Linked DNA regions of Homo sapiens: region 2 is linked to region 1. A link is a loop called in an ENCODE intact Hi-C map of the cell type or tissue named here. Cell type or tissue: heart left ventricle. All regions are shown on one strand. Links, peaks and the distances in the headings refer to the core of each region. The heading gives the core; the rest is flanking DNA. Region 1 overlaps B4GALNT3 (beta-1,4-N-acetyl-galactosaminyltransferase 3). Region 2 overlaps B4GALNT3 (beta-1,4-N-acetyl-galactosaminyltransferase 3).

Evidence for each region. Peaks named below come from ENCODE experiments on the same cell type or tissue, not always from the same donor. Only the 100,000 strongest peaks of a DNase experiment are listed, where the experiment ranks them.
Region 2: it touches region 1 in a loop (2.2-fold over the local background); 27 of 110 quality-filtered maps call a loop at or near these places.

The regions. Positions count from the first base shown.
Region 1 is chr12:537,111-552,026 of GRCh38, reverse strand. B4GALNT3 (beta-1,4-N-acetyl-galactosaminyltransferase 3) reads right to left here. Exons shown (of 20, transcript NM_173593.4): 4 at 7,593-7,688; 5 at 7,055-7,145; 6 at 6,558-6,658; 7 at 5,314-5,381; 8 at 3,925-4,003; 9 at 3,730-3,796; 10 at 2,115-2,258; 11 at 996-1,105. Among named protein-coding and RNA genes, the nearest start is that of B4GALNT3, 85 kb to the right of the region's middle. RefSeq lists enhancers at 5,210-5,744, 8,643-9,371, 9,372-10,100, 12,289-13,018, 13,019-13,748. In heart left ventricle, for the core only: CTCF peaks have their summits at 4,716 and 4,915 (motif pointing right); DNase peaks (open chromatin) are centred at 1,236, 2,136, 4,916, 5,506 and 2 weaker places; H3K27ac peaks cover 2,484 bases; H3K27me3 peaks cover 1,290 bases.
Region 2 is chr12:491,494-506,409 of GRCh38, reverse strand. The region is part of intron 1 of B4GALNT3 (beta-1,4-N-acetyl-galactosaminyltransferase 3); the gene reads right to left. Among named protein-coding and RNA genes, the nearest start is that of B4GALNT3, 39 kb to the right of the region's middle. RefSeq lists an enhancer at 4,135-4,850. In heart left ventricle, for the core only: CTCF peaks have their summits at 6,147 and 6,347; no DNase peak of the experiment used is centred there; H3K4me3 peaks cover 502 bases; H3K27ac peaks cover 1,192 bases.

The DNA of each region.
Region 1 (14,916 bases), core at 1,051-9,050:
TGAGATCTTGGTAAGAAATCAGCCAGCCAGGGTTAAGCCTGCCCCTGGCTGGGATCACATAGGGCTGCTAGGGACCCGCCCTTGGCAGGGAGAGAAGGGTTGCTCTGAGCGCCGAATGAAACGTGGTGATGCAGATGGGGCTCTCATTCCCCTTGTTATGCTAGTGATCCCAGGCCCTATGGACCAAATGCAACCCTGAGTCAAGCCCCTGGTCCACATCTCCCCTCCTGAACCAGCTCCCGTCCCTCAGCTTCAGCCAAAACCACTCCTTCCTCCCTCTGCCACCTGATCCTCTCCTGAAACCTCTGAACCTTTACCTGCAACCTCCCACAGCCCTAGAACAACCCCTCTTCCTATTTACTTCACTGCTTCCTTTGCCCCCTTAAACATAGCTCGTGGTCACCACCACCAAAGAACTTCTCAATTACACCCCAGCCATTCTCTGACCTGGTGATGCCTCCTGACCTCTTTCTTCTGCCCTCCAGCTCTTCCTTATAATCATCTCTAGATCTGGATGCACAGGAGAGTGGCCACGCTGCCTGTCTGGCTTCCGCATGGGTTCTGGGTTCTTTAAAGCTAACTTCCCCTCCATAGCTCTTTTTCCCCCAGTGCCTGGTCTCTGGGTTTAGTAAGTCCTGCTGGCTCACTAGCTGGCGGGACTGACCAGGCAGGGTAGGGTTGTGTGGCCCTTGGAGCAGGGAGCTTAAGAAGCCTCAGCCAGGCCACCTGATATCATCACGGGGCTGGGCTGAGTTGGTGTGTGTTGGGGGGCCCTGAGGCAGAGCACCCACGTGCAGGCTCTGCTGGACAGTCTATTCAGGGCGGTCCATCTGGGAGTGCAAGTTCTTCCCAGCCCAGGGACCTGTGAGGACGTCCTGTCTGCTGGGATGGGATGTTGGGAAGATGGGAAAGTCAGCCTCACCACCTCCCATCCCAGTCACAGGCAGCAATCCCTCTGCCAGCCCTGCTCTCCATGACCCAGGCCCAAGACTTACAAACCGGAGTCCCTGGTAGCGCTGCAGAGGAAGCCCATCCACCAGATAGCTGGGTTTGTAGGGACAGTCAGGCAGGACGTGGCGGAGATGCGACTTGGGGATCAGAGGCACTGAGGACAGTGGAGGAGGAGGAGTGAGGGTGAGGGTGAGCACGAAACTGGGGCTGAAGTCCTCTGCCCTGAGCAGGGCCCTTTCTGTATTCGCAAGCGGCAGCTGTGTTCTGCCGACGTCTGTGGCTGAGGCTGCCAGCTGGAGGCTGCCCCACGCACCTGGAGCAGGGCCATTTGAGGAGCACCCTGGCAGCAGAGGACTCAGCACACAGCCCCAGGTACAAGGCACCGTTTGATCTTAGAGTCACTGTGCAGGGATAGCCTCAATAAGGTCTAGAAACTTCTAAGAGGCCAGAAGGTCCCCTCCCTCGTACAGTACCGATAACTGGATTTCCTACCATGGGCTGAACATCCCCTTAGCGTCAGTTGTCATTTTTTTGAGAGGGGTGAGGAGTAAAGAAACTTTGTTGTTTTTTTTGTTTGTTTGTTTTTTTTGACAGGATCTCACTCTGTCACCCAGGCTGGAGTGCAGTGGTTCAATCACAGCTCACTGCAGCCTCAACCTCCTGGGCTCAAGCGATCCTCCCACCTCAGCATCCCAAAGTGCCAGGATGACAGGAATGAGCCACCATGCCTGGCCATCTTGGCCGTCTTTTAAAATGTAAACACTCCCAAGAGGAATCATGCATTAAGACTCTAACACTGTGGTGTCCACGTATTTCTCTCCTTGGATGACAAGAGTTGGAATGCAGTAAGAGGCGGGGACGTGTGAGATTGGGAAGGGATGTGTGGGGGACTTCCGGGTTCTAACTCTATTTCTTGTTGTGGGTGGTGGTTCCACAAACGTTCACTCTGTAATGATATGCAGAATTGTAAAATTACACGTAAATATTTTATACTTATTTACATGCTCTCTTTTCTGTATGCATGTTCTATGTTACAAGGACGATAAAAAGTTCTACGGTGATTGGGATACTTGGCAGGTCTCTCAAGCCTTCTCCACCATCAGCAGTGGACCTGGCAGTGCAGTGTCCCCAGAAAGGACGCCAAGCGCTGGCCGAGGCCTTACCTCGATAGAGGGTGTCCCGGGGGTCAGGCCGAAGCATGTCAGCGGGCGGCTGCTCATCCCTGGGAAGAGCGTTGGAGGAGTCCACGTGGCTGGCTGCTGTCTGTGGGATGTGGCCCACCTCATCCATCTGTAGGAACGTCTCATCTGGGCGCAGGGAGGAAAGAAAGCAGGAGGCTGTGTGGCCTGGAGCGCAGCAGCCCACTGCCCTTGAAGGGGAGGGAAGAGACGCAGAAGGGGCTCCTGACTCCAGCGGCGACGGTGTAGGATGTGCGCAGCCACACTCCCTCTGGCCCCCGCCACAGCGGTGGCTTCACGATTCATCTGCCTTCGGCCCCCTCTGCCAGCCCCACGGCTGACCCACACGACTGTGTTGCGTACTCGGAAAAAGACACCTCTTTCTCAAAATGTGTTACTGCGGACTGCTAGAAATGTGGCATTAAGTACGCCTAATTTATTGAACGCTTACAGAGCACTTAATAATAAGCCAGGCCCTGCTCTAAGAATATCCCAAATATGAACCCTTCTAATCTCCAAAAGCACCACATGCCTTCTGTACTACGATCATTCCCAGTTTACAGATAAGGAACTTTGGCATAGAGAATCTAAGTCATTTGCCCAACATCATACAACAGACGGGTGGCCAAGCTGAGTTTGAAGCCAGGTGATCTAGTTTCAGCATCCAGGTTAAAGCAGCCACAGAGAAGGGGGGTGGGGGGCTGGCTGCTTCTTTGCTCTCTGTCTCCCGGGTTCATGCATCTGTCTACACCTGCCACGGAGGCCTATGGATGGCATGTTTTTCAACGGGGCCTGAGGATGGGAGTCTCACTGAGGAAATGATATGAAATGGAAAATGCCATTGAAGAAAGAGGTCGCTTCCTGTGCACTGAAGGCAGGTGAACAGGTTTCCTCTGCCCTGGCCATGGCTTTGCAAGAACCGTGGTTACCTCATCTGGAAAATAGGGGATTGGACTCGCTCAGAGGGTTTTTTTGTGTTGTTTTGTTTTGCTTTTGAGGCAGCGTCTTGCTCTGTTGCCCAGGCTGGAGCACAGTGACCCAATTACAGCTCACTGTAGCTTCAGCTTCGAACTCCTGGGCTCAAGCGATCCTTCCCAGTAGCTGTGACTACAGGCATGCGCCACCACACCCAGTTAATTTTTTAATTTTTTGTAGAGATGAGGTGTCGCTATGTGGCCTGGGCTGGTCTCGAACTCCTGGGCTCAAGCAATCCTCCTACCTCGGCCTCCCAAAGTGCTGGGATTACAGGTATGAGCCACCGCACCCAGCCTCAGAGTTTTTAGATCTGGTGTGAGCTCACAGTCTCTGGACTCCCTTGAAGTTGTATTCAAAATGTTGTGTGTGGGTGGGTAGACAAGGGCATTTTTCTGAGGCAAGGGCTCAGAGAGCTTCTAGCAGGTTCTCAAAGGGGTCACTGACCCTGGGGAGTTAAGGACTCCTGGTCATAAGGTCCCACTCTTGTTCTGGACCCCTTCATACCCGTGTCCCAAGCATCTCGAGCTTCCTTCCTCCCCTCCTCCCCTCCTCCCCTGCCAAATCCCCCAGGGTAGGCTGTCCCCACCTGGCCTCCATCTCCAGGGCAGGGCCAGAGCCTACTCACTTGTGAAGAGGGACAGGGAGAGGGAGTCAATGATGGTGAACTTGGCTCCAGGGTCGTTCCGTCGCCACTGGAAGAGGAGAGAGAGGGTAGATGCAGAAGGTGGGAGGTAGCTGGATTTCCAACAGGGGTCAAGGGACAAGGGGAGATGAGTGCCAGGAACTGAGCTGGGAGAGGCGGGAGCAGCAGGAAACTCACTGCAACTTCCACGTGGTCGGTGCCCTCCTCATTCTGCTTGTGCAGCACCTCGAAGTAGTACCTGTGGGAGGCTGACAGGCTGGCGGGAGAGAGGGCAGGGAAGCAGAGCGCCATCTCCATGGGCCCTGGGGTCGCGGCTCTGTCCCACCCCCTTCCAGCACCTTACACTCCCTCATCCCTTCTCCTTGCTCTTAGAATGCCAGGAGTTAACTGCCTAGGTTCGAGCCCCCACTCTATCACTTGCTAACAGTGTGAGCTGTTTTCTCTTGGTGAGATGGGCATAATCAGAGTACCTCCTCCACAGGATGATCGGAAGAACCCAAAGAACAGTAACAGAAGCCGTTAGAGCTCAGAGACTGTGGCAGACACTGTTCTAAATGCTTTCAATATGTGACCTCATGTAATCCTTGTTCGTAGAGGAGAACACAGAGGCACAGAAGGCTTGGGTAGTCTGCCAGAGTGATGAGGGGTGGAGGTGGGATTCCGCCGGCCGACTTGCCCCAGGGACCACGCACCAGCTGCTCTGCGGAGCTGCACACGGCGTACCCACCACGGCAGCTGGCACGCGAGTGCTCTTTGCAAGCAAGATTGTCTCCTTAAAATTTTAAAATTTATTTTTATTGATACGTAACCCTTGTGCATATTTATGGGGTGCACACGGCCTTCTGTTGCATGCGTAGGATGAGTGAGGATCAAGCTAGGGGATTTAGGATCCCTTCACCCACCTGGAGCACTTGGCATTCTATGTTTTGGGAATATTCCAAATCTTTTTCTCTAGTTGTTTGAAAATACACAATCCATTGTTGTTACTACAGTCACCCTACTGTGCTGTCGAGCATCAGAACGTATTCCTTCCATCTAGCTGTGTCTGCACCCCACCTCTCCTCACCCCCACGCCCGTCCTTCCCAGCGTTTCCAGCAACGTCCAGCAACGCCCAGCAACGCCCGCTCTTCCCGCCTGCGTGAGCGCGCGTGGGCCACCAGGGGGCGCTCTGAGGCCGCGCTACGCTCCCTCCCCGCAAGGGAAAGGGACTCGTGTCCCCAGACGACCGAGGGGGACCTCGGTCCGGGGTCCAGGCTGTTGTGGGTGTGGAGAAACGGGGGAGGGCAAGGACTGGGAGGAAGGAGACCTATTTTCCAGTCCCGCGTGTCACTAAAGAGCTGCGTGACCTGCAATAAGTCACGGCCTTCTGGGCCTCAGTTTCCCCATCTGTGAAACGAGGACGGATGGGCTCGCGGCTTCTGAGCCAAAGACCCGGTTGCCGGGAGCGTGTGGGTGCCGGACACACGGAAGCTCTGGAGTCGGCAGCTGGGCTGGCGGACAGGGGCGCAGCCGGGCTCCACCGAGGCACCGAGGCGCCCACAGCGCCTGTCCTGACCCTCACTCACCTCACCGGCTTGGAAATTTGGCTCCGAAATTTCCCAAACTCTCCCGGGGCGGTCCACTCCTTTCCAGTCTAGAGGTGTGGAAGAGAGAAGAGGAGGGAGGAACAGAGAAAACAGGAAGCACGCGAGGCGGTGAGTGCGAGACCAGGAAGGAGAACCAAGAAGTGAGAGAAAAAGGGAGGAAGACGGGCGGAATGAAGGTGAGAGAGGTAGGAGAGAAAACAGAAGGGAGTGAAGGAGTGAGCGTTGCCCACGCAGGAGGCAGCCCGCCTTGCCAGGAGCCCGGAGCAGCCGGATGACCTGCAGCGCGAGTCAGCACCCGGCCAAGGCCAGAGGGCCCCAGAGATGCTGCGCTGGGTGTCCCAAGCCGAATCGCTGTGGTCCTTCCCCAGCCTCAGACTCGCTCCCCACTCCTCCCTGTCCGCACTCTCTGCCCCACTCCTCCCACCTCCCCACTCCTTACTCCTCTCCCCACCTCCCCACTCCCCTCCTCCCACACCCCCCTCCCTCCTCTCACACCCCCTGCCCACTTCTCACTGCTCCCTCTTTCTCATTCCCCCCTCCTCTTCCCTCTTCCCGACTCCTTCCCGCTTTTCCCTCCTTCTCACTCCCCACTTTCCCACAACTCCCCACCCTAACTCCCAACTCCTCCCCACTCTTCACTCCTCCCTACTCCTCACTCCTCCCCATTCCTCACTCTTCCCCACTCCTCTCACCTCCCCACTCCTCTCATCTCCCCACTCCTCTCACCTCCCCACTCCTCGCACCTCCCCACTCCTCTCACCTCCCCACTCCTCGCACCTCCCCACTCCTCACCTCCCCACTCCTCGCACCTCCCCACTCCTCTCACCTCCCCACTCCTCGCTCCTCCCCACTCCTCACCTCCCCACTCCTCGCTCCTCCCCACTCCTCGCTCCTCCCCATTCCTCTTACCTCCCCACTCCTCTCACCTCCCCACTCCTCACTCCTCCCCACTCCTCGCTCCTCCCCACACCTCGCTCCTCCCCATTCCTCACTCCTCCCCACACCTCGCTCCTCCCCACACCTCGCTCCTCCCCACTCCTCACTCCTCCCCATCCTCAGTTTATCCCTTTGTAGAGGGGTAGGGGTGAGGGAGGAGACTTCTTTTCCACCCCTTCTTCCCCGCTGTCACACCAGAGATGCTAACAGTAATGAGCAGCTGCTGGAGGACTCAATGAACAGGCTCCAGGAGCAGATGGGAGGGACCGGGGTTGAGCTGGCCTTACCTTGCCCACACTGGCCAGCAGCTGGAGGCCTGAGACCTGGTCATCGAGGCTCAGCCAGAACTCCGCGTTGTCATCTGCAGCAATGGCAAACTGGATTTTCCCTGGGCAGCGGGGAGAGTTTCCAGATGAGGGCAAGGAGGGCATCAGCATAAAAGCTGGAGGCTTTTGTGAGTGTCTTAGCGATTAAATTCCCTTCAGTGCTTGATGCTGTGGCTTCCCTCTCTGTAAAGTGGGGGTTTCTACATCCTGGGAGACAGTGTGAAGATGGAGAAGACTTATATGGAGAGATGAGCTGGTTCCAGGCTGCAAACCAGGGAGCAAAGCAGCAGCCTGTGGGAGTTGGACAAGACCGCAATATGACTCAATTTCCCCTCTCTTCCTGAGGGTGGACTAACAGGAAGTTAGTCCAGTCTACCTATAACCTTATCTTATGTTCTTTGGGTCCGATGCAGAACTCTAGAGCAGGAAGAAGGATGGGGTTTTGGGGCTGGCCTCACCATCAGTAAAGGGGTGCAGGTAGCCAAAGATGCGGAGGCCATAGTTGGTCCATTTGGGGGACACAGCAAGCTTCCTCAGGGTTGTGCGAATCTATGCCAAGAAAGGGGAAGGAAACAGTTACCCAGAAGAGGGAAAAGGAAACTTCCCGCCAGGATTGGCGGGAAGACCAGGAGGGGACTATGACAGGAGGGACCAGGGCTGTGGCTTTGTGAGTGGAGTGCAGGCTCAATTTCAGTTCCCATTTGCCTCTTTGTCCAGGAGACCTTGTACAGTGCACAACCAGCACAACTGTACATGGTGGCCCTGGGTACACTATATTGTGAGCCAGAGAGCCTGAAACTGAAATGATGCAGGGGATGAAATTGAAAGGATCCCTAGGAAGGAAACAAGGGAACTATTATGGGCAGACAAAAAGAGAGCTCAAGAGATAAAGGAGAAAATATGGACCAGAAAAGATGTAAGGAAAGATGAGAGACAGAAGTGGGCAGAGGAGGCAGGTGTGGAGGGAGGTGGGCAAGGCAGCCCTCAGGCACTCACATGGGGGTACAGTGGGAAATGCAGGTTCCTCCTGAGCTGCTGGATAGAGCTGCCACACCAGTCTTCAAACACATGCAGGTTGGCACGGCCCCGGAACTGCAGGGCGGAGACGCCAGTGGTGAGTGAGCGTGAGCACCCCATGCCCGCCCCAGATCCTCAGCTCCAGGGGGATGAGCATCCCATGCCCGCCCCAGACCCTCAGCTCCAGGAGGATGAGCACCCCATGCCCTCCCCAGAGCCTCAGCTCCAGGAGGATGAGCATCCCACACCCGCCCCAGATCCTCAGCTCCAGGAGGATGAGCACCCCATGCCCGTCCCAGCTCCTCAGCTCCAGGAAGATGAGCACCCCATGCCCGCCCCAGCTCCTCAGCTCTGGGAAGATGAGCACCCCATGCCCGCCCCAGCTCCTCAGCTCCGGGAAGATGAGCACCCCATGCCCGCCCCAGCTCCTCAGCTCCAGGAGGATGAGCATCCCACACCCGCCCCAGATCCTCAGCTCCAGGAGGATGAGCACCCCATGCCCGTCCCAGCTCCTCAGCTCCAGGAAGATGAGCACCCCATGCCCGCCCCAGCTCCTCAGCTCCGGGAAGATGAGCACCCCATGCCCATCCCAGCTCCTCAGCTCCGGGAAGATGAGCACCCCATGCCTGCCCCAGCTCCTCAGCTCTGGGAGGATGAGCACCCCATGCCCATCCCAGCTCCTCAGTTCCAGGAGGATGAGCACCCCATGCCCGTCCCAGCTCCTCAGCTCCAGGAAGATGAGCACCCCATGCCCGCCCCAGCTCCTCAGCTCCGGGAAGATGAGCACCCCATGCCCGCCCCAGCTCCTCAGCTCCAGGAGGATGAGCACCCCATGCCCATCCCAGCTCCTCAGTTCCAGGAGGATGAGCACCCCATGCCCGTCCCAGCTCCTCAGTTCCAGGAGGATGAGCACCCCATGCCCGTCCCAGCTCCTCAGCTCCAGGAAGATGAGCACCCCATGCCCGCCCCAGCTCCTCAGCTCCGGGAAGATGAGCACCCCATGCCCGCCCCAGCTCCTCAGCTCCAGGAGGATGAGCACCCCATGCCTGCCCCAGCTCCTCAGCTCCGGGAGCGTGACCACCCCATGCCCATCCCAGCTCCTCAGCTCCGGGAGGCTGGGCAGAAAGGGGCCGGTGCTCCTCTCACTGTGCGGGTCCGGCCCACTCTATCCCATTCCCAGCCCAGCACCCAGCACTTCTTTCAGGAACCTGGTGCTGATGTTCACCCCATGGCCTGGCCTTGGGGACAAGGTCTGCTCTGGCCATGCACACACACACACATACTCTCCCTGGACCTCCCATGCAGGAAGGGGGCTGGTGTTCATTCCCCAGGCAACGGGGACAATGGTTGTGACAGAATAGCTGAGAGGACAGGGAACTAGGAGGAGCCGGCTGGGGTTTCAGGAAAGACTTGCTCTCCTCCCCTCCCCATCCCTGATCCTGAGGAGAGGAAAGCGCCACAGCTGTCTGCCGGTGAAACCTTATCTACCCAGTGGTCTCCATGCTTCTGGCTCCCCTTGGGAAGCAGCTGGGAGGCACTGCAGGAGTGAGCTGGGGCCCATCTGGGCTTCCCAGCATCTTGGTCTCCCACAGCTCTCTGAGGCCTCCTAGACTCATTCTGAGCAAGCTGCTCCTGGGACAGCCTCGGGGCAGTGCCAGTTGGGTTGGAACCCCTTTCTCCTCTGCAGGACTGGGCTTGGAGGCCCTGAGCAGAGGGCTCCCTTCCCCAGAAAGGGGGAAGGCAGGAGCCAGCACTCTGAGTGGGTGGCAGGGCTGGAAATTTGAGAGGAGAGGGGAAGTGTGGGGACTTTGTGCCAATCATCCTGACAGTGGGCCTCGGATCACCCCATGTCCTCCCCTCCCCCAGGGCTTCTGTCCAGGTTGTGGGAGGTGGGGCCTGGTGACTCCCTACCAGCAGCCTGCCCTGGCCTCCCCGCCATGCCCACGAGATAGCAAAATCTGGGCTGCCCTTAGGAGCTCTGAGGGGACACCCAGATAAGAAGAAGTGGCACAAGTTCTACAAGAGATCTGTAGGAGGGAGGATGGGCAGGCAGGGAGAGGAGGGGGCAGGGAATAACTCCTCAACAGGAGTGCCCGAGGTCCCAGGTGTGGCTGGTGGGGTGGGCGCAGCCTCTGGGGAACACTGCCTCAATGCTGGATCCAGAAAGACGCAGGAGAACCTGTCTCTCCCTGCCCTGCAGCAGAGTGTGGCGCTAATGGGGCACACTGGCCTGGTCAATGCCAGGAATGTGGGCCTTGGGAAGCAGCCGTTACTCACAGAAACAGAAGTGGGAGACTGGAACGGATGGGAGAGGGAAAGTAGGCTGGGTAGGTGGGTGGCGGGTTAAGGCTTCAAGGAAGGAAAGAATGGGGACATTGTGCTACTTTGGGGGAAAATCCTCAAGTTCAGTTTATAAGACTCAGCTGTCTCCTCCAAAGGCTTCTTTCTGCCCCCTCCCTAGGAGATACAGATCCCAGGAGGGAGGGCAGTGGGGGAGGGCATGCCACCAGAGAAGCCTGTTGTGTTCAGCCTGGAGGCCAGAGGCCGGGGGGTGGGGGGGGGTGGGGGGGGGTGAGGGGGGGGACTGGGCAGGGAGAGGAGGGCCGAGGGAGGCACTGGCTGGCCACTCCTGCCTCACCCTCAGGGCCTTTCTTGCCTGAGCAAAGGGATCATCAGATGATGCAGGCAGCCCCAGGCAGAGAGGCTGGCAGTGTGGGAAGAGGAGCTACCTGGCTAAGCCCAGGCCCTTGTGCAGCACTAGGCTAGCCCTCAAACCATGCTTCACCCCACTCTCAGGCTGTAGGTGGGGGTCTCTGAGGGGCCAGAAGGCACCCTCTTCCTCCCTGGGCCTGGGATGAGAACCACCCCGTCCCCCAAGGATTTGTGTCCCTCTGAGTCTTGGAGACTTTGTATCTGGCAGGGACGTGGGACTCCAGCACACCAGCCCTGCCCTCTGCCCACTCGCTCCATTGTCCAGCAGTGACTAAGGCCCAGGGAGGGGCACTGGTCACTCCAAGCACCAGAGCATGTCTATGGCCAATGGTGGTTTTGAAACTTCCAAAGTCAGAAGTGCTGGAGAAGATATCTGTTGGAACCCTCTCATTTTAAGGGTGAGGACATTGAAGCTCAGAGAGGTAAACTGACTCCCCAAGGACACACAGCAAGTAACCCTTGGGAGAGGGGAGGGCATCGTGCAGGGGTGTGGGTCACACAGGAATATCCACCGGCCCTGCCGGGCCCTCACTGGGCCGCAGCAGAGCCTCCAACTGGATCTCAGCTTCTCCCCCACACGGAGTCCTCACCGCTTCCAGAACTCTCGTTCTAAAGCTCGGATCTGACCAAGTCACTCTGCTGCTTAAAACCTCCGAAGCTGCCGGGCACGGTGGCTCACGCCTGTAATCCCAGCACTTTGGGAGGCTGAGGCGGGCGGATCACGAGGTCAGGAGATCGAGACCATCCTGGCTAACATGGTGAAACCCCATCTCTACTAAAAATACAAAAAATTAGCTGGGCGCGGTGGTGGGTGCCTGTAGTCCCAGCTGCTCGGGAGGCTGAGGCAGGAGAATGGTGTGAACCCGGAAGGCGGAGGTTGCAGTGAGCCGAGATCCGACCACTGCACTCCATCCTGGGCGACAGAGCGAGACTCCGTCTCAAAAAAAAAGAAAAGAAAAAAAGAAGAAAAAAAACCTCTGAAGCTTCCCAGAAGGCTTCAGAACAGAGCCTCACCCAGCACACGGAGTCTGACCTACCTTTTCCAGCCTCACCTCACACCACTCCCTGCCATACACCTTTGCTCCACCCACATCAAAACCCTGTCTTTGCCAAAATCGTCATGCTGTTTCCCTTCTCCATGCTTTTACAAATGCAATTTCCTGATTAGAAGGCCCATTCATTTCTTCCTTACGTGGCAAACTCCTGCTCATCCTTCAAAGCTCTTCTCAAATAGTTCTCTCCGAGGCCTTCTATGACGTCCCCAGGCAGAGGGAACAGCTCCCTCCCCTGTGTTCCCTGCACATCCTAATTATTTAAATGAACAAACGCTTGGAGGAGCTAAGCCCAGAACAGTATCTTCCTCCATTCTATTAGCACTGAGTGTCTGCACTGTACCCCTTAAAGATGAAAGAGAGGTTGGTCCTCAAAGGAGGCAGACATGTAAACAAAAGGGTGTCACCTGCGCCAGGGGCTCTGGCAGAGGTACGAGGTTCAGAGGCGCACGAAGGCAGGCACCGTCAGCCTCCTCCAGGAGCACTCGGAAGCCCATCGCAGGACATGAGTGCTGACTGGCCCTCTGCTTCCGCTATACCCTCTGCTACTCAACCAGAGTCAAACTCGCAAGACCAAGGGTACCTGGCTAGTGGTTCAGTTCTAACTCATGCGGCAGTGGGGCCTCCCCCGGAGGAACACAGCAGGGTGATCAGGTCACCGGTTCCTACACACCAGGAACTCCTATGTCCTGTTCAGAGTTTCGAGGTACTCGATCTATTTTATTTTATTTTATTTTTAAGGTCAGGGTCTCACTCCGCTGCCCAGGCTGGAGTGCAGTGGCACAATCATGGTTCTCTGCAGCCTCAAACTCCTGGCCTCAAGCAATCCTTTTTCCTTAGCTGCCCAAGTAGCTGTAACTACAGGTACACGGCACTACAGCTGGCTCATTTTTCTATTTAGTGGAAATGGGGTCTCCCTATGCTGTCCAGGGTGGTCTCAAACTTCTGGCCTCAAGCGATCCTCTCATCTTGGCCTCCCAAAGTGCTAGCATTACAGGTGTGAGCCACCACACCCAGCCTTGAATTGTACACTTTAAACGAAGTGTATGGGTGAAGTGTATGGTATGTGAATTACAGTTCAATAAAGCTGTTTCTTTCTTTTTTTTTTTTTTTTTAAAGGAAAGGCTGAGAACAGGAAGGAGTCTGTGTCACAGCTCTGTCCACAAAAGAGAGACACTGCCTTCTCAAAGCCTGTGTGAACAACCCACGAGAACTCTGATCTCACTTGCTTTGATCTGACTTTGTACTCACCAAATTTCTTTCTTGTAACTATCTTGGGTTTGGGGAGTGGCCTGGCTGGCAGACATAGCATTTTGGTGAATGGAGCAGTGTATTTACCAACACATGAACAGATTGGCACTGGGGTTTGTTAATGAGCGTCTTGTGATCAGTGTTGGTGTGAACAAGTTTTGAAACAGTCACTCCATGAAGCCCAGGCCCCTAGCCATCCAATCTGATCAGTCAGCCTCTGGTGCACCAAGTAAAACGTCTGAGGCTGCTGAGTCTCCGGAGTGACTTCTGGCCTCAGAGACCCTGGGCTGCCAGCCAAAGCTCGGGGCAGGGAAACAGTGAAAGAGGAGGCCATCGTCATCTTTCTCATCTCCTGCCCTTGCTCACCTTTAGCAGGGCCCTGCACTAACTCTGTGACCCTGAGCTGACCTCTCTGAGCCATTATCTGGAAGAGGGATAACAGAACAACCTGACAGCTCCCGGACAGTAGTAGATGCTCAATAAACGATGTGTATTATTAACCTGGGAACTTCCTGCTGGCCAAGGACAGGCAAGGGGATGGGAACAGAAGTCCCCAGAATGTGGCGAGACTGCAAGGCTGGGCTGGATGCCAGCTGGCACCATAATGCAGCTGTGTGACTGCGTGTGGTTTGGCCTCTCCAGGACCTTCCTTCCTTATTCTCCTCATTGATAAAATAAGAGGATTGGATCAGTGAACCCCTGAACATCCATGAAGACTGTAATGAATATTTTGTAAGCTATTTTTAGTATTTAAAAATGGAAATCAGTCATTTACCACCAAAAGGCCATACACACTTACTAAAATAGCCAATATTTCTTTTTTTTTTTTTTTTTTTTTGAGATGGGGTTCTCAACTCTGTCACTCAGGCTGGAGTGCAGTGGCACAATCTCGGCTCACTGAAGCCTTAACTGCCTACACTCAAGCAATCCTCCCGCCTCAGCCCCCCAAGTAGCTGGGACCACAGGCGTGCATCACCACGGCTAGCTATTTTTTTTTTATTATTTGTAGAGACAAGGTCTCACCATGTTGCCCAGGCTGGTCTGGAACTCCTGGGCTCAAGCAATCCTCCCACCTCGGCTTCCCAAAGTTCTAGGATTCCAGGCTTGAGCCACCAAGCCCAGCCCAATTTTGATCACTGTTTACTATTTGTTCACTGTTTTTGTTTCATTATATGTTTATACATATGGCCTTGATTGGCAAAAACAAGTGGATAAATTAATTATTAATAAATGTAGAATGTTATGGCGCTATAAGCTTTCAAAATAATTGGTTTATTAAGAAAAAGGATCCATGCTATCCTTAAAGGAGAGAAGGCTGGATCACCAGACCAAATGATCTGTAAAGCAAGTTCTTTTCAAAGTACTATCTCCAGGTAGGGCGGGGCATAATTACCTGGTGATGTCATCTAGTGCAGGTGTGCCAGCATTGTAATCCATCCTCTCCCAGGGCTTTAAAAGGAGGTAGTTTCACAGTGTGGATAACTAACGTCACATTCAGTACAATACTGCCTCCTTCACTCCTGCCCCAGAGCAAGTGGGTGGATTCCAAATAAAACCACCCAGGCTGAAGAGCTCCACCTATGATAGGTATGGATGAAGACAATGAGCTAGCCCGTACCACCCAGCCAAGAAAAGTAATCTGTGTCCGCAGGGCCTCGAGACTAAAGACGCTGGGTTCTAAACAAGTTGTAAAATAGGAAACTCAAATTTAAAATTTTCATCCCCAAAGCACCGTGCTACTCGGAAATCTTGACATAACGATTTATTTACTCAAGGTAATCTTGTGTATGTTAATTAACTTCCTTGAGCCTCAGTTTCTTCACCAAAAGAAAAAGAATCTGGGGCCAAGTATGGTGGTTCATGCCTGTAATCTCAGCACTTTGGGAGGCCAAGGCAGGAGGATCGCTTGAGGCCAGGAGTTTGAGGTCAGCCTGGGCAATATAGTGAGACCCTGTCTCTATAAAAATTAATTTTAAAAATTAGCCAGGCAACGGTGGTACATCCCTGTAGTCCTAGCTACTCAGAAGTTAAAGATACAGTGAACTATGATTGTGTCACTGTACTCCAGCCTGGGAAACAAAGCAAGACCCTGTCTCTAAAAAATAAAAAACCAAAAGATGACACACAATCTATCAAAGCCTGTAAAAATGAAAGATATTATGATGGTTCTGATAACTTTTATTCATTTAACTGCTTCCTGTAAGTTTTCTAAAGCAGAGTTTCCCAGTGCATGTTCGTTACAGCATTTCTATGGATCCTCGAGCACTAGTTTCATAGAGTATAATAGG
Region 2 (14,916 bases), core at 3,248-11,247, 48 kb after region 1:
TTAAACTTCTCTGTATTTCATTGTCCCTGTGATTGAAAGAGCAGTGGGCTAGAAGTCAGGAGACCAAGGTTTTGGTCCTTGTTCTTTCACTGGCTTTGTGATCCCAGTGACCTCCTGATCCTTGGTTTTCTTAGTTATAAAATGATGATATTTAAGGACCATTGTAAGTGTTACACTCTATGATTTGATAATAAACACACACAAATGAAGAACGATTTTCCTGTTGCTAGCAGATCCATCATGGATGCCTGAAATAATAAAGCCTGCCTAATGAATTTAAAATAGTTCCTAAAAAAAAAAAATCTGAACTGCATAGAATGTTTCAGGGACATACCTATAGGCATACTGTACCTGTGCTGTATTAGAGGGTAAAAAAATGAGACAGACAAATCGGGTTACAATCTGATTTATAAGAAGAGTATCAGCTGATGCTTACCTGGCTCAGATCTATGCAAATGAAAGAAGACAAAAATAGATGGATGGAGTTGCAAATGGCAACTCTCCCACTTGTCACTGATCTAGGGCTCTTCATGGGAGAGGGTTTAAAATCCTTGGTGGGTTCCACAGAGCTTTGTCTCCAGCTCCTCAGTCTCCTCCCCCAACTCCTATCAACCCCAGAAGCAGGATAATTTGAGAGGTAGACCTATTCAGACCCCTATCTCTCTGCAGACAGCAATCCTGGGCCCCAGCAACATGAAACAAGGGTCTTCAGGACACTCTCCCCCATGACAATGAAGTGTGGCAGGGAGACAATACTTCATGCAGTGGGAACATTCTGAAAATGGACAGGAAAGCATGAGAAAGGCCAGAAAATGCAAAAGCCAAACTCAAGGATGGGGCAAATGTTCCCCCAGGCAAATCTCAGCAAGCGCCAATTCTTGATTTCAGGTTTCTCCAAAGCAATTCTCCAATCCAAGATGGATCAGGGTTCAAATGGCTGGGCAGACGGCCCTTCCTTTCCCCTCTGGGCTTAGGGAGTCCAGGGTTGGAGGCTGCAGTGGGAACAGAGGAAAGGGGGCTGCTGTAAGAGCCGCTGATGCTGCTGTCAGTTCTCTGGGCGAGGTTGGCCTGGTGGTCACTGTCCCTCTGCTCTTTCACCAGCTGTTAGTTAATTCTAGGAGGAGAGGGAAGCCCCAAGTTGTCTCAAAACAGAGCTACCAAATAACTAATTAATTCACTCATTACATAGTATAGAACATCTGTTAAAACCTCTGGTGAGGCCAGGCGTGGTGGTTCACGCCTGTACTCCCAGCACGTTGGGAGGCCAAGGCAGGCAGATCACAAGGTCAGGAGATTGAGACCATGTTGGCCAATATGGTGAAACCCTGTCTCTACTAAAAATACAGAAAACATTAGCCAGGCGTGGTGGTGTGCACCTGTAATCCCAGCTACTCGGGAGGCTGAGGCAGGAGGATCGCTTGAACCCAAGAGGCGGAGGTTGCAGTGAGCCGAGATCGCGCCACTGCACTCCATCCTGGGCAACAAGAGCGAAACTCCATCTCAAAAAAAAAAAAACCTGTGATGAATTCTTTTTAAGACTACATTTTCACACAAGGGTTTTTGTGGGGGAGGGCAGAAGGGTTAAGAGACAGAAGGGTTAAGGGAATTAAGGGCAGAAGGGTTCAGAAAGAGAAGATTTGACAACATGGTGATGATAATTAATAACAGTATGTGGGGTTTTTTTGTTTGTTTGTTTTTTTGACAGAATCTCACTCTGTTGCTCAGGCTGGAGTGCAGGGGTGCAATTTAAAGCTCACTGCAGACTCAAATTCCCGGGCTAAAAATTAGCCAGCCATGGTAGCCCGTGCTTACAGTCCCAGCTATTTGGGGGCTGAAGTGGAAGGATGGCTTGGGCCCGGGAGGCGGAGGTTGCAGTGAGCTGAGATCACACCACTGCACTCCAGCCTGGGCAACAGAGTGAGACGCCATCTCAGAAAAAAAGAGTTCGGGGGCGGGGGGGCGGCTGCGGGGTGGAGAGAGGAGGCTGGATTTGAGACACGTTTCATGATTGTATAGAGGTGAGAGGACTAGTGGTCTTTATATTTTACTTAAATTCTGGTGTATAGTATTGGATTTCATTTTCTTTTTTTTTTTTTTGAAAAATTGTGTTTTTGTTTTTGTTTTTTTTTTATAGACAGGGTCTCGCTGTTGCCCAGGCTGGAGTGCAGTAATGCAATCTCAGCTCACTGCAGCCTCGACTTCCCAGGCTGAAGTGATCCTCCTGCCTCAGCCTTCACTTTTCTTTCTTTTTAAGCAATGAGCATGTGTTACTTTAACACTTTTTTTTTTTTAATTGAGACAGAGTCTCACTCTGTCTCCCAGGCTGGAGTGCCTTGGCATGATCTCGGCTCACTGTAACCTCTGTCTCCGAGGTTCAAGTGATTCTCCTGCCTCAGCTTCCCAAGTAGCTGGGACTACAGGCGCGTGCCACCACACCCAGCTAATTCTTGTATTTTTGGTAGAGACGGGGTTTCACCATGTTGGTCAGGCTGGTCTCGAAATCCTGACCTCAGGCAATCCACCCACCTCAGCCACCCAAAATGCTGGGGTTACAGGCGTGAGCCACCATGCCCGGCCACTTTTACACTTTTAAGAAGAAGGCAGTAGGTGGTCAACAGTGTCAAATGCTGCCAGGTGAATGGGAGGCAGCTGTTCAGAGATCAGTGGATTGGGGAACTGAGGTCCACCCAGGTTCACAGACCTTAAATGACTTGCTCTAGTCATCACGAGCTTATCTGTATGGTAAACAGTAAGAAAGGAGGGCTTGGCTGTTAGGAGTGCAGGTGGGGGTGGAGGAGCAAAGCTGACTTTGGCATCTTTCATCCAACAAGCAACAAGTTCCTTAAAGACATTAATTCACTGCTCCACACAGCAAAGAGGCGTGAGCAGTGAGCCTGAGGTTCATTTTACAGGTCAGAAATCTGAGATGCAGACAGGAAAAATGCTTTATGCAAGAGCCTGCGGAGGATTTGACAGCTGATGGCAGAGAAGTCACAGCTCCCAGGAAACATGGGCTTTGAGGAGGGAGGTGGCTGTCAACAGAGTGAAAAAGAGGCTGTGTGAGTGGCAGCCATGGCTTGGTGGCTGGGGCAGAGTTGAGATTGTGAGGTGTGGTCACTGAGCGGATAGGTGTGTCGGTGAGAGAACAGGTATGCAGGGCTGGGACTGTAAACCAGGGAGGCTGTGGTCATGTGAGTCACTGCGCACACGCTCACAATCCCCAGGATTTCCTTGCTGGGAAACAGGGTAGAAAACATCAGCCAGCAGCTGCAAACCCAAAACTTCCTATTATTGCCTCTGTTGAGTCACTGCATCTTGTCTAGCTGCTAGTTCCTACTCAAGAACTTGTTTAGGAGGGCACAGTGGCTCACACCTGTAATCCCAGCACTTCGGGAAGCCAAGACAGGAGAATAGCTTAAGCCTTGGAGTTCGAGACCAGCCTGGACAACACAACAAGAACCTATCTCTACAAAAAATAAAAATAAAAAAATTAGCCAGGGTAGTGGCTCACGCCTGTAGTCCCAGCTACTCTGGAGGCTGAGGTGGTAGGATTGCTTGAGCCCAGGAATTAAGGCTGCAGTGAGCTATGATCACACTACTGCACTCCAGCTTGGGTGGCAGAGCAAGACACCCTCTCAAAAAGACAAAATAAAATAAAAGAACTTGTTTAAACAAAAAGGAAAAAGTGCTCACGTGTCACTCCTCCTGAAATAATAGCAAGGGTCGCTACCCTCTGCAAATCTGTGCTAAGAACACCACTCACTGCCTTCCAGATTTTAACTTCCCTTGCTTCATGTCTTTCTTGGCCTCCCTCTTCCTCAGTCTTTCTCTTAACATTTCATCTTTCACCCGCCTGTTTCTCCTTTCTCTTTCCAATCCCTTTGTATCCGTCTCTTAACATGTCTCTCAGCCCTGTGTCCCTACACCTCTTGCCTGTCCTCATCATTTGGAACCAATGCAACACTGGAAGCAGACCCCTAAAGCTGTGATATAATATTTTACCTTCAAGGGAGGCCCCAGAGCGTATAATTAGGAGGCAATGAGCGCAGCTGCCAGGCAGAAGAGGCGCTTAACTACGACAGTTGCTCCAAGTCAGAGCACCTGATGCCGAGGGCTGCAGGACGCTGGGACACAGGAAGCCCTGTCAACAGGTGGTCCACACAAGGTCAGCCAACTGGGTCCATGCCCGGGGGGAATGCAATGGAGAACACCCTCATAAACAAGTTAATCTGCCTAGCTCAGATCTCCACCTCCTGGGAAGGCAACTCAATCCTCATTCTGTGTGTCTGGTTTATCCTGAAGCCCAGCAAGAGGCTCAGGCTTGTTCTCCCCTGTCCTGTGCTCTCAGCCTTAGGAGAGGCCTAGATCCCACCTAGGAGACGGAATGAAGTCTGTGACAGAGGCAGCAATAAAGGGCGAGGGGAAGGCCCTGCCTCAGCTGGCCCAGGCCCACTCATGGATTCACGTGAATCCATCAAGTCACCCTGGTGGACTGAGCACCTGCCGTAAGTACAGTACCGCCTGCACCGGTTCTGTGTGAAGAAACACAGGCAGAGATGACCGACAAGAGAACAGCATGGTTCCCAGATTCAGCTCTTAATCAGGATCATCACAGGGCACTTGGTAAAAACAATGATTCCTGGACTCTACCCAGACCTCCTGAATTAGAATTTCTCATTCTAAATGTAGGGGCATCTGTATTTAACAATCTCCCTAGTTGAGTGGCCAACTGGGCACCACCGACTTTTGGGACCCAGTGGGTCATGTCACTGTGCAATCCTCAGCCTCTAGTTCTCTGACCCCTATTTCTTTTTCCTTTTTCTTATTTTGAGACAGAGTCTCACTCTATTGCCCAGGCTGGAGTGCAGTGGTGCAAACATAGTTCACTGCAGCCTCGAACTCCTGGGCTCAAGTGATCTTCCCTCCTCAGCCTCCCGAGTAGCTGGGACAACAGGTGTGCGCCACCACACCTGGCTAATCTGATCCCTATTTCTCCAAGCCTTTGTATAAAGATAAGGTACAAAGGATGCTGTTTTCCTGTTTAGAGTGTAGAATAATAACAGTAGCCTTATCTCAGTTACACACTTACATTTCACAACAACCCTGCAAATAGATTAGTTTTAGTAGTAGTATTCCTTTTTATGGAGGAAAGACCCTCTTTTATGGAAGAAGGAAATAAGCTGAGAGACATTGATTAAGTAATTTGTCAGTAAATACTTAGCCAAGTAAAAAGTGGGGCCAGCGCAATGGCTCACGCCTATAATCCCAGCACTTTGGGAGGCTGAGGGGGGTGGATCACCTGAGGTTGGGAGTTCGAGACCAGCCTGGCCTATATGGTGAAACCCTGTCTCTACCAAAAAGTACAAAAATTAGCCGGGAGTGGCTGGGTGAGCCTGTAATCCCAGCTACGCAGGAGGCTGAGGCTGAGGCAGGAGAATCGCTTGAACCTGGGAGGTGGGGGTTGTAGTGAGCCAAGATCTTGCCACTGCACTCCAGCCTGGGTGACAAAGTGAGACCCTGTGTCAAAAAAAAAAAAAAAAAAAAGCAGTGGAGCCAGGATTCAAATTCAGATTTATCCAGGGGTGAGTTCAAAATGCTTACAGCACCATAATACGGGCATTGAGCACTGAGAATGGATGCCAGCCCTGGCCTTGAAGCACGGTCCTAGAGACACACTGTAGCCAGGCATGACCCCATTCATTGCTGGATAGTATGAAGGCCTGGTGGGTCCCGGGTTGGGGCACCCACGGGATTCAGGGCAGTAGCTATTTACCTCCCAATACAGAAATATTTCAGTATTTCAGCATAAGTGGAATGACCGGAAGGTGTGTACCAGCCGAATGTCCATACTAGAAAGCCAAGGTTCTGCCCACTGCATCATTCTGCCCAGCTCAGTTATCCTGGCTCCCACCACCTGCCACTGGAGCCCTGTTACATGCAGGACTAGGCTCAGCAGAAAGCCATTAGAGAAACCAAGCCACAACCACAATTTAAGGCATCAGAACCTTAGATGTGATCCTCCCATGAACCTCCTGTTGAAACTTGCTTTCAGAACCTTTATCCAGGTTGATAAGTGAAAGATAAGATTTTAAAGAGTTGCTTCTGGCTGGGCGTGGCTCATGCCTGTAATCTCAACACTTTGGGAGGCCAAGGCGGGAGGATCGCTTGAGCCCAGGAGTTTGGGGCTGCAGTGCGGTATGATTGCTCCACTGTACTCCAGCCTGGGTGACAGAGCAAGACCCCAACTCTTAAAAAAATTAAACGTAAAAAAAAAAGCTGCTTCTCCTAAAAGTTTGTGCATCTGCTGGAGGTGAAAGCCTTAAGTTAGAAGTTGCAAAATCCTAACGTTAGAGGATGCTGTGCTATCGAACAAGAGAGCAACAAGAGAATGGCCAGCAAGCCTCGGCAAGAGCAGCCCAGGGAGGCAGGGCTGGGAAATGCTGGTGCTGAAAACAAGAAAAATAAAACAGCTGCCTCCTGACTTTAGCTCACTGTATTTTAGAAAAATTTGAGCCAACATTTAAAACTTGGGAAATTTCACATAAAACCCTCAATTTCTTGTTTCTCTTGAAAAGTAGGGCAAATGGGCAAAACAGGGCCTATAACCAAATGGAAAGTAAGCGCTGGAGCCAATAAAGTGACCACTCCTTTATTCATTCACTTAACAAATATTGTTTTGTTTGAGTGCCTACCACGGGCTAGGACTGTTCTAGATAGTGAGAGCACGGGCTCCACGGGCTAGTAGATAGTGAGAGCACGGGCTCCACGGGCTAGGAGTGTTCTAGATAGTGAGAGCACGGGCTCCACGGGCTAGGAGTGTTCTAGATAGTGAGAGCACGGGCTCCACGGGCTAGGAGTGTTCTAGATAGTGAGAGCACGGGCTCCACGGGCTAGTAGATAGTGAGAGCACGGGCTCCACGGGCTAGGAGTGTTCTAGATAGTGAGAGCACGGGCTCCACGGGCTAGGACTGTTCTAGATAGTGAGAGCACGGGCTCCACGGGCTAGGACTGTTCTAGATAGTGAGAGCACGGGCTCCACGGGCTAGGACTGTTCTAGATAGTGAGAGCACGGGCTCTCCCCTTGCACCACAGTCCTCATACCTCACACAGAGTATGTGTTCACACTTATATCTGCTTCTTTGACTGAAGCTACCTGCATGGATCTTAAGTTTTTGACTGCCCTAAATTAAATACACAAAGGTAAGAGTGACCACAGCCAGGTAGGCAATTTCCATGATTCCACCTGCTCACCAGCTCAAACTTCCTGAAGGGACAGCACCAATCCCTAAATGCCCCTCTATCCTCCCCCAAAACTCTCATCTCAAATTATACATTATGAAGGGCTCTGGGCCCTGCTCTAGAATACCCCACCAGATTTTGTGTCCTCTCTGTATGCCAAAGCTCCATTATCCTGTCCCCAGATCCACCAACTTGCCATTCATCATTGGATTTCCCAATTCTACTGTCCAGCTGACACCATCATGAAGATTCTTTCCAGGGTAGGGCAATGGAAACTGTGAGGCCACAGTCTGCTGGCTTTGGACGCTCCCAGCCCTGTACCATGCACGAGAATGGTGCTCTCTGACCCACGGTGAAAGCCCCTGGCTGTCCAGCGTGCTTGAAGGAACCTCTTAAAGACAGACGCGGGAACATCCAAAAAGACAAAGTTATAAACGCTGCTTTATCAAAGGTAAATTCCTCCACCTTCGTCTTCCAGGTCTTCCACCAGCTAGCGTCGCCCCACATACTGCTTTTTCTCAGCTTGTCATTCCAATCTGGAACTTTTCTTCCTTCTATGATGCCTGTTCCTCCTGCCCCAAGACCATTATCTTATACACACAGGGATCCTTGTCTCCTAAAGCTAGTAAAAAACTAGCAATGTGGGTGTGGACAACACACAGGAATCAGAACAAAACAAAAACAGGAAGTCAACTAGAGATGGGGCCACAGATGGAGTTATTTAAATTAACCGTGGTCCAGAGGGCATCATTCTAGTGCATGGTAGAGGGTTTGGAGCATCCAAAGCCAGCACACAGTGGCCTCTCAGTGAGCTGCTTCTGAAGTGTCTGGGCTCTGGGTGACAACTGGACTTGGGCGGACATGGTGGAGAGGTAGCTGGGGAGGGATAGCATCTCATTCAAAATCACCTCTCAGCGGCAGGAAGAGCCAGTGACAAGGCTGGCTTCATGATACGCAATCAGAAACAGCATCGAATGGAAAGACAGAAAAACAATCTCTCTTCAGGGGCAACTGTGGGGCACTGCCAAGGTACTAGTAAGCCCAGGAGACAGCATGAAGAACTTCGCAACCGACAGGGCAGTGAAGGGGCGTGTGTGTATAAAACTGGAGAAGTAGAGGAAGGTTTGTTTATTGTTTAGTCACTGAATGGGAAATCAGGGGTGGGTTTGGAAGCTGTGGGTGGGGAGGCATCAGAAGAGACTGAGAAATCGAGTGTGTGTCATACCCAGGAGGAGACTTTAGGAATCCAGTGGCTGTAAACAGGCTAGGAAGTGGTTAGGGTAAAGAATCAAAACACTTTCTAGAGTGGCTGTGCTACTGAACAGGAGAGCAACAAAAACAGCCCAGGGATGCAGGGCCTGGGAATGCTGGTGCTGAAAACAAGACAAACAAAATGACTACCTCCTGACTTAGACACAAAGAGCGGGAGGTCAAGCATGAGGAAAAGTGACCACCTGGCTCGGTGCTCAACAACAATGAACAAAGCCGGTTCTCCAGAAAGTTAAACAGAGTTACCACGGGACCCAGGAATTCCGCTCCTGGGTCTATACCCAAAAGAAATGAAAACAGATATTCAAACAAATATTTGTACACCAGTGTTTATAGCAGCATTATTCACAATTGCCAAAGGTGAAAGCAACCCAAATGTCCATTGACAGATGAATGGGTGAACAAAACGTGGCATATCCATACAATGGAATATGATTCAGCCTTAAAAATAAATGAAGGGGCCAGGTGCAGTGGCTCACGCCTGTAATCCCAGCACTTTGGGAGGCCGAGGCGGGCGGTTCACCTGAGTGAGAACAGCCTGACCAACATGGAGAAACCCCGTCTCTACTAAAAATACAAAATTAACCAGGCATGGTGGCACGTGCCTGTAATCCCAGCTACTCAGGAGGCTGAGGCAGGAGAATCGCTTGAACCCGGGAGGCGGAGGTTGCAGTGAGCCGAGATCGCGGCATTGCACTCCAGCCTGGGCAACAAGAGCGAAACTCCGTCTCAAAAAAATAATTAAAAAAATAATAATAATAAATGAAAGCCAGGAGCGATGGCCCACGCCTGTAATCCCAGTACTCTCAGCGGCTGAGGTGGAAGGATCGCTTGAGGCCAGGCGTTTGAGACCAGCCTGAGAAACACAGCAAGAACCCGTCTCTACAAAAAATTGAAAGTGAAGGAAGCTGAGTGGGAGGATCCCTTGAGCCCAGGAATTGGAGGCTGCAGTGAGCCGTGATCTGTACTGCACTCCAGCCTGGGCGGCAGAGCAAGACCCTGTCTCTAAATAAATAGAATAAACGAATGAAGTACTAACATGCTACACATGGATGAATTTTGAAAACGTCATGCTAAGTGAAAGAAGCCACACACAAGACTGGGTAAATCCACAGACGCAGAAGGCAGAATAGAGGTTGCCAGGGTCTGAGGAAGGGGAAGGAGTGACTGCTTAACGCGCATGGGCAGAGTCTCCTTTAGGGGTGACGGAAATATTTGGGAACTAGACAGAGGTGACGGTGGTACAACATTGTATATGTACTAAATGCCGCTGAATTGTACACTTTATTTTTTTATTTTTTTTGAGATGGAGTCTTGTTCTGTCACCCAGGCTGGAGTGCAGAGTGCAATATTGGCTCACTGCAACCTCCGCCTCCCAGGTTCAAGCAATTCTCCTGCCTCAGCCTGCCAGGTAGCTGGGATCACAGGTGTGTGCCACCACGCCTGGACAATTTTTGTATTTTTAGTAGATACGGGGTTTCACCATGTTGGCCAGGCTGGTCTTGAACTCCTGACCTCAAGTGATCTGCCCACCTCGGCCTCCCAAAGTGCTGGGACTACATGCATGTGCCACCGCTGAATTGTACCCTTTAAAAGTTAATGTTACATGAAATCCAGCTCAATTTTTTTTTTAAGAGTAAATGAAGACATCCAGGGAGCCCAGGGACCAAGGCTGCTGGATACCAGAAAAGAAAAGTGAGAGCTAGAGATGGACAAGGGACTACATTGCTACCATTTGTTCGCGAATTCCACAGCTCTGGATCTTTTTCTGCCATGATCCTGGACAGGGGACATGGCATGACACATATATGGGCATATTTAGGGTTCTCTGCAACTCTGAAGGAGCTAACAAATTCCAACCTTTTATGTACCCCTCAAGAAAGTGTATTGGAATACAAGGGAGGAGAATGATGTGAATCTGCTTTTATATTTATAGATGTGCACATATAAACACAAATATATACTGTCAATAAAGTTTAATACATGTAAACTTTTCAAATGTATATCATTCATGAACATTGATCTTCTTGTAATTCTTGGTAGCTGAGCACCTGCTGCACTCCTCACACTACCTGCAACACAGCAGAGCTGCAGACCCGGCTTCCATTATTTCATGGGGATACTTTTCTAAATAAAGATAAGAAAGCTACCCAAGGGCCAGACTTACCCCTGAGCCCAGCAGAGTCAGGGCTACCATTAACCCATCCAGTGTCTTTGTGCCTTCCCCTCAGGCACGCAGTTTGGCAAGTGAAGCTCATGCTAGAGTCTGGTCCGCATTCACCCCCTAAGAAGGGAGCATCTCTGCAGTGAACAACCTGCATAGCTGTACACAACAGCCCCAAGCATAGGCCTAGAAACACAGCAGGTACTTCCAAGTGCTGAAAATAGGAGGCAACCTTAGAGGTAATTTTACCTCACCTATTGCATGCCTGAGGTCTAGATGACCCTTTTGTTTCTTACGGTACGTTTGGCGGAGGGTACATTGATCAGCTGAACTAAGGTTTACAAAGAAAGTTAGGGGGACTAAGGGGAAAAAGAACGACCCAAGAATTCAGGAGGAAATGAGAAACCTCAAAGAGAGCAACTGGAAACCCCTCCCCAGGAAACTGAACCCCTAAAGCAAACCCTTTTAGGGGGCAGACCTGAGGTGACTAGGAGCATGGGTTCTGAAGTCAGATAGACCTGGTTTCAAATCCTGGCTGTTACAGTGTGACTGTGTAACTTGAGACAAGTTATTTAACCTTTCTGAGCTTCTGTTTATTTAATCTGTAAAAGAGAAGGAAGCTCTGAGATTGAAATGAGCTGCCACATACAAAGTGCATCCATTGTGCCAGGAACACAGAAAGTGGTCCACACATTCTTATTATTTAATAGTAAAATGCCGGCACTGTGCTTACGCTATGCAGAGCCAGAACAAGAACTCCAGGCCTCCTTTTTATACCCAGGTTTCCTCACTTGTAGCTAAAGGGGTAGAGGCTTTTCACATTTTCAACCTAACGAGTGAAACCTGAGACTAAATCCGGACAATGCTCTCATTAATGATTCTGTTATCAAAGAATACATAAGAATAAAGACTCCCCCCCGCACACATTAGGCCCCAGTCAGCCTTTCCAGTTTACTCCCCCCATCACTGCCTCAGGAGCCTGGTGCTCCAGTTTTTGGTGTGCATTGATTGATAGGGCTGGTGACAAGGGGACAATCTGTGGGTCTTCTCCTACACTCCTGTTCCAATGTCCCAGCGTCCAGTACTACACGGGTCTCTGAGATGGGGAAAACCATATGCTCAGGAAATTCTCCGAAGCCATACAAGTTATACCTGGGTGCTGGCCTCAACACCTTAAGCTATGGTCCCACCCAATCCTGCATGACTACTATGGGATGGTAGAAAATGGAGGAAGAGGGAGGGAGACTCCAGCGCTCATACTCCTGAACTCTTGGCTTCTAAGTTCAGTGTGAGAGCTGGTTAAGCAGAATTTAGTTTAATGTAAGGGGTTGGCTGTTTGGGACCCCAGATGCAATGTGAACGCTGACTGATGAAGCTAAGAGTCTTTACATTTAAGAACGGACAATGAGACCTTTTCCTTTGTTTCTTGCTTTTTTTTTTTTTTCTTTCAAGGTATTATACAAGGTCTCACTCTGTCTGCTGCCCAGGCTGGAGTACAGTAGCACGATCATGGCTCACGGCAGCCTTGACCTTCCGGGCTCAAGCAATCCTCCCACCTCCCCACCTCAGCCTCCCGAGTAGCTGGGACAACAGGCGCACACCACCACACCCAGCTAATTTTTGTATTTTTTGTAGAGATGGGGTTTCACCATGTTGCCCAGGCTGGTCTCAAACTCCTGGGCTCAAGGGATCCTCCTGCCTCGACCTCCCAAAGTGCTGGGATTACAAGCATGAGCCACTGTGCCTGGCCAACCAGGCCTTTTTCTAATGATGACCTATGTCATTAAAAATGAGAACTTCATTGAGGGAACCTCACGCTGAGTGAACTATGGAGAAGTGTGGACTGCCTTTCCAACACGGACTCTACTGCTGATTGGGTGATCAATTTCCAGGATATTAATAAAACTCACCCCCTACCTCTATCTATTGTTACTTTTCATTTTTTTTAAACTGCCTCCAAATCTGCACAATTCATGTTTTAATGAAATAAAAACTGTGTCTGAGGCAACATAAAAAGCAAATGAATAAAAGCAGGAACTGCTAAGGAAAGTGGCTGAGATGAGATGCTCTCATTGTTTTCAAAATCTTGCTAGATAAAATGGTGAATTATATCCTTCTCGTGAAAAACCAAAAAAAAAAAAAAAACCATTATATTTCAACACTGTACAGAAGGTCTTAGTTCCTTACAATAAGGAATAAGTAAGAGTATGTTGAGTTTTGAAAGAAACTGCCAAACTGAATTCCAAAGTGGCTGTACCATTTTGCATTCCCACCAGCAATGAATGAGAGTTCCTGTTGCTCCATGTCCTTGTCAGCATTTGAGGTTGTCAATATTTTGGATTTTGGCCATTCTAATAGGTGTGTAGTGATATCTTATTGTTGTTTTAATTTTCATTTCCCTAATGACATATGATCTTAAACAGCTTTCCATGTGTTTACTTGCTATGTTTATATCTTCTTTGGTACTGTCTGTTCAGGTGCTTTGCCCATTAATGGGGTTGTTTTCTTATTGTCTTTGTATGTTTTGGATTACAATCCTTTATCAAATATGTCTTTTGCAAATGTTTTCTCCCATTGTGTAGACTGTCTTCTTGTTCTTTTTGACATTGTCTTTTGCAGAACAGATTTTACATTTAAGGAAGTCTAGCTTATCAATTGTTTCTCATGGATTCTGACTTTGGTGTTGTCTAAAAATCTAAAGTCACTGGCATACCCAAGATCACCTAGGTTTTCTCCTATGTGGTTGTCTAGAAGTTTTACAGTTTCAAATTTTACATATAGGTCTTTGAGTTGATTTTTGTAAAGGGTGTAAGAACTATGTCTAGGTTTTTTTTTTTTTTGCATATGTGCACCACTTGTTGACAAGACTATCTTTACCACATTGCATGTCTTTGCTTTTCTATCAAAGACCAGTTGAATATAATTTATATGGGTCTATTTCTGGACTCTCAATTCCATTCCATTGATCTACTTATCCATTCTTTTGCCAATATAACAGTGTCTTCATTACTGTAGCTCCGTACTCTCTTGAATTCAGGTAGTGTCAGTCTTCTGACTTTGTTCTTTGCCTCCAACACTGACTTGACTTTCTGGGTCTTTTGCCTCTCCATATAAATTTTAGAATCAGTTTGCCAATATTCACAAAATAACTTGCTGGGGTTTTGATTGGGATTGCATTGAGTCTGTAGATCAAGTTGGGAAGAACAAATGTTTTGACAATATCGATTCTTCCTGTTCATGAACATAGAATATCTCTTTACTTAATTAGTTCTTTGATTTCTTTCATGAGAGTTTTGTAGTTTTCCTCATCTAGATCTTGCAAATATTTTGTTAGACTTATACCTAAATATTCCATTTTGGGGGGATGCTAATGTGAATATTAATGAGTTTTTAATTTCAAATTCCACTTGTTCATTGCTGGTATATCAGAAAGCAATTGACATCTGTATCCCTGTATCCTGCAACCCTTCTATACTTGCTTATTAGTTCCAGTTTTCTTGTCAGTTCTTTCAGATTTTTTATATAGAATATCATGACATCTGTGAACAGTTTTATTTCTTCCTTCTCAACCTGTATACCTTTTTTTCCTTTTCTTGTCTTATTGCATTAGATAGGACTTCCAGTATAATGTTGAAAAGGAGCAGTGAGAGGTGGCTTTCTTGCCTTGTTCTTTTTTTTTTTTGAGACGGTCTCGTTCTGGTGCCCAAACTGGAGTGCAGTGCCATGATCTCCGCTCACTGCAACCTCCGCCTCCTGGGTTCACACAATTTTCCTGCCTCAGCCTCCCGAGTAGCTGGAACTACAGGCACCCACCACCACACCTGGCTAATTTTTTTTTGTATTTTTAGTAGAGACGAGGTTTCACTATGTTGGCCAGACTGGTCTTGAACTCCTGACCTCGTGATCTGCCCACCTCGGCCTCCCAAAGTGCTGGGATTACAGGCGTAAGCCACCGCACCCGGCCTATTGCCTTGTTCCTGATTTCAATGGGAAAGCTTTGAGTTTCTTACTATTAAGTATAATGTTAGTTGTAGGTTGTAGATACTGCTTATCAAGTTGAGGAAGTTCCCCTCTATTCCTAGTTTATTAAGAATTTGTATCACAAATCAGGCTGGGTGTGGTGGTTCATGCCTATAATCCCAGCACTTTGGGAGGCCGAGGCAGGCAGATTGCTTGAGCTCAGGAGTTCAAGACTAGCCTGGGCAACATGGCAAAACCCCGTCTCTACAAAAATACAAAAATTA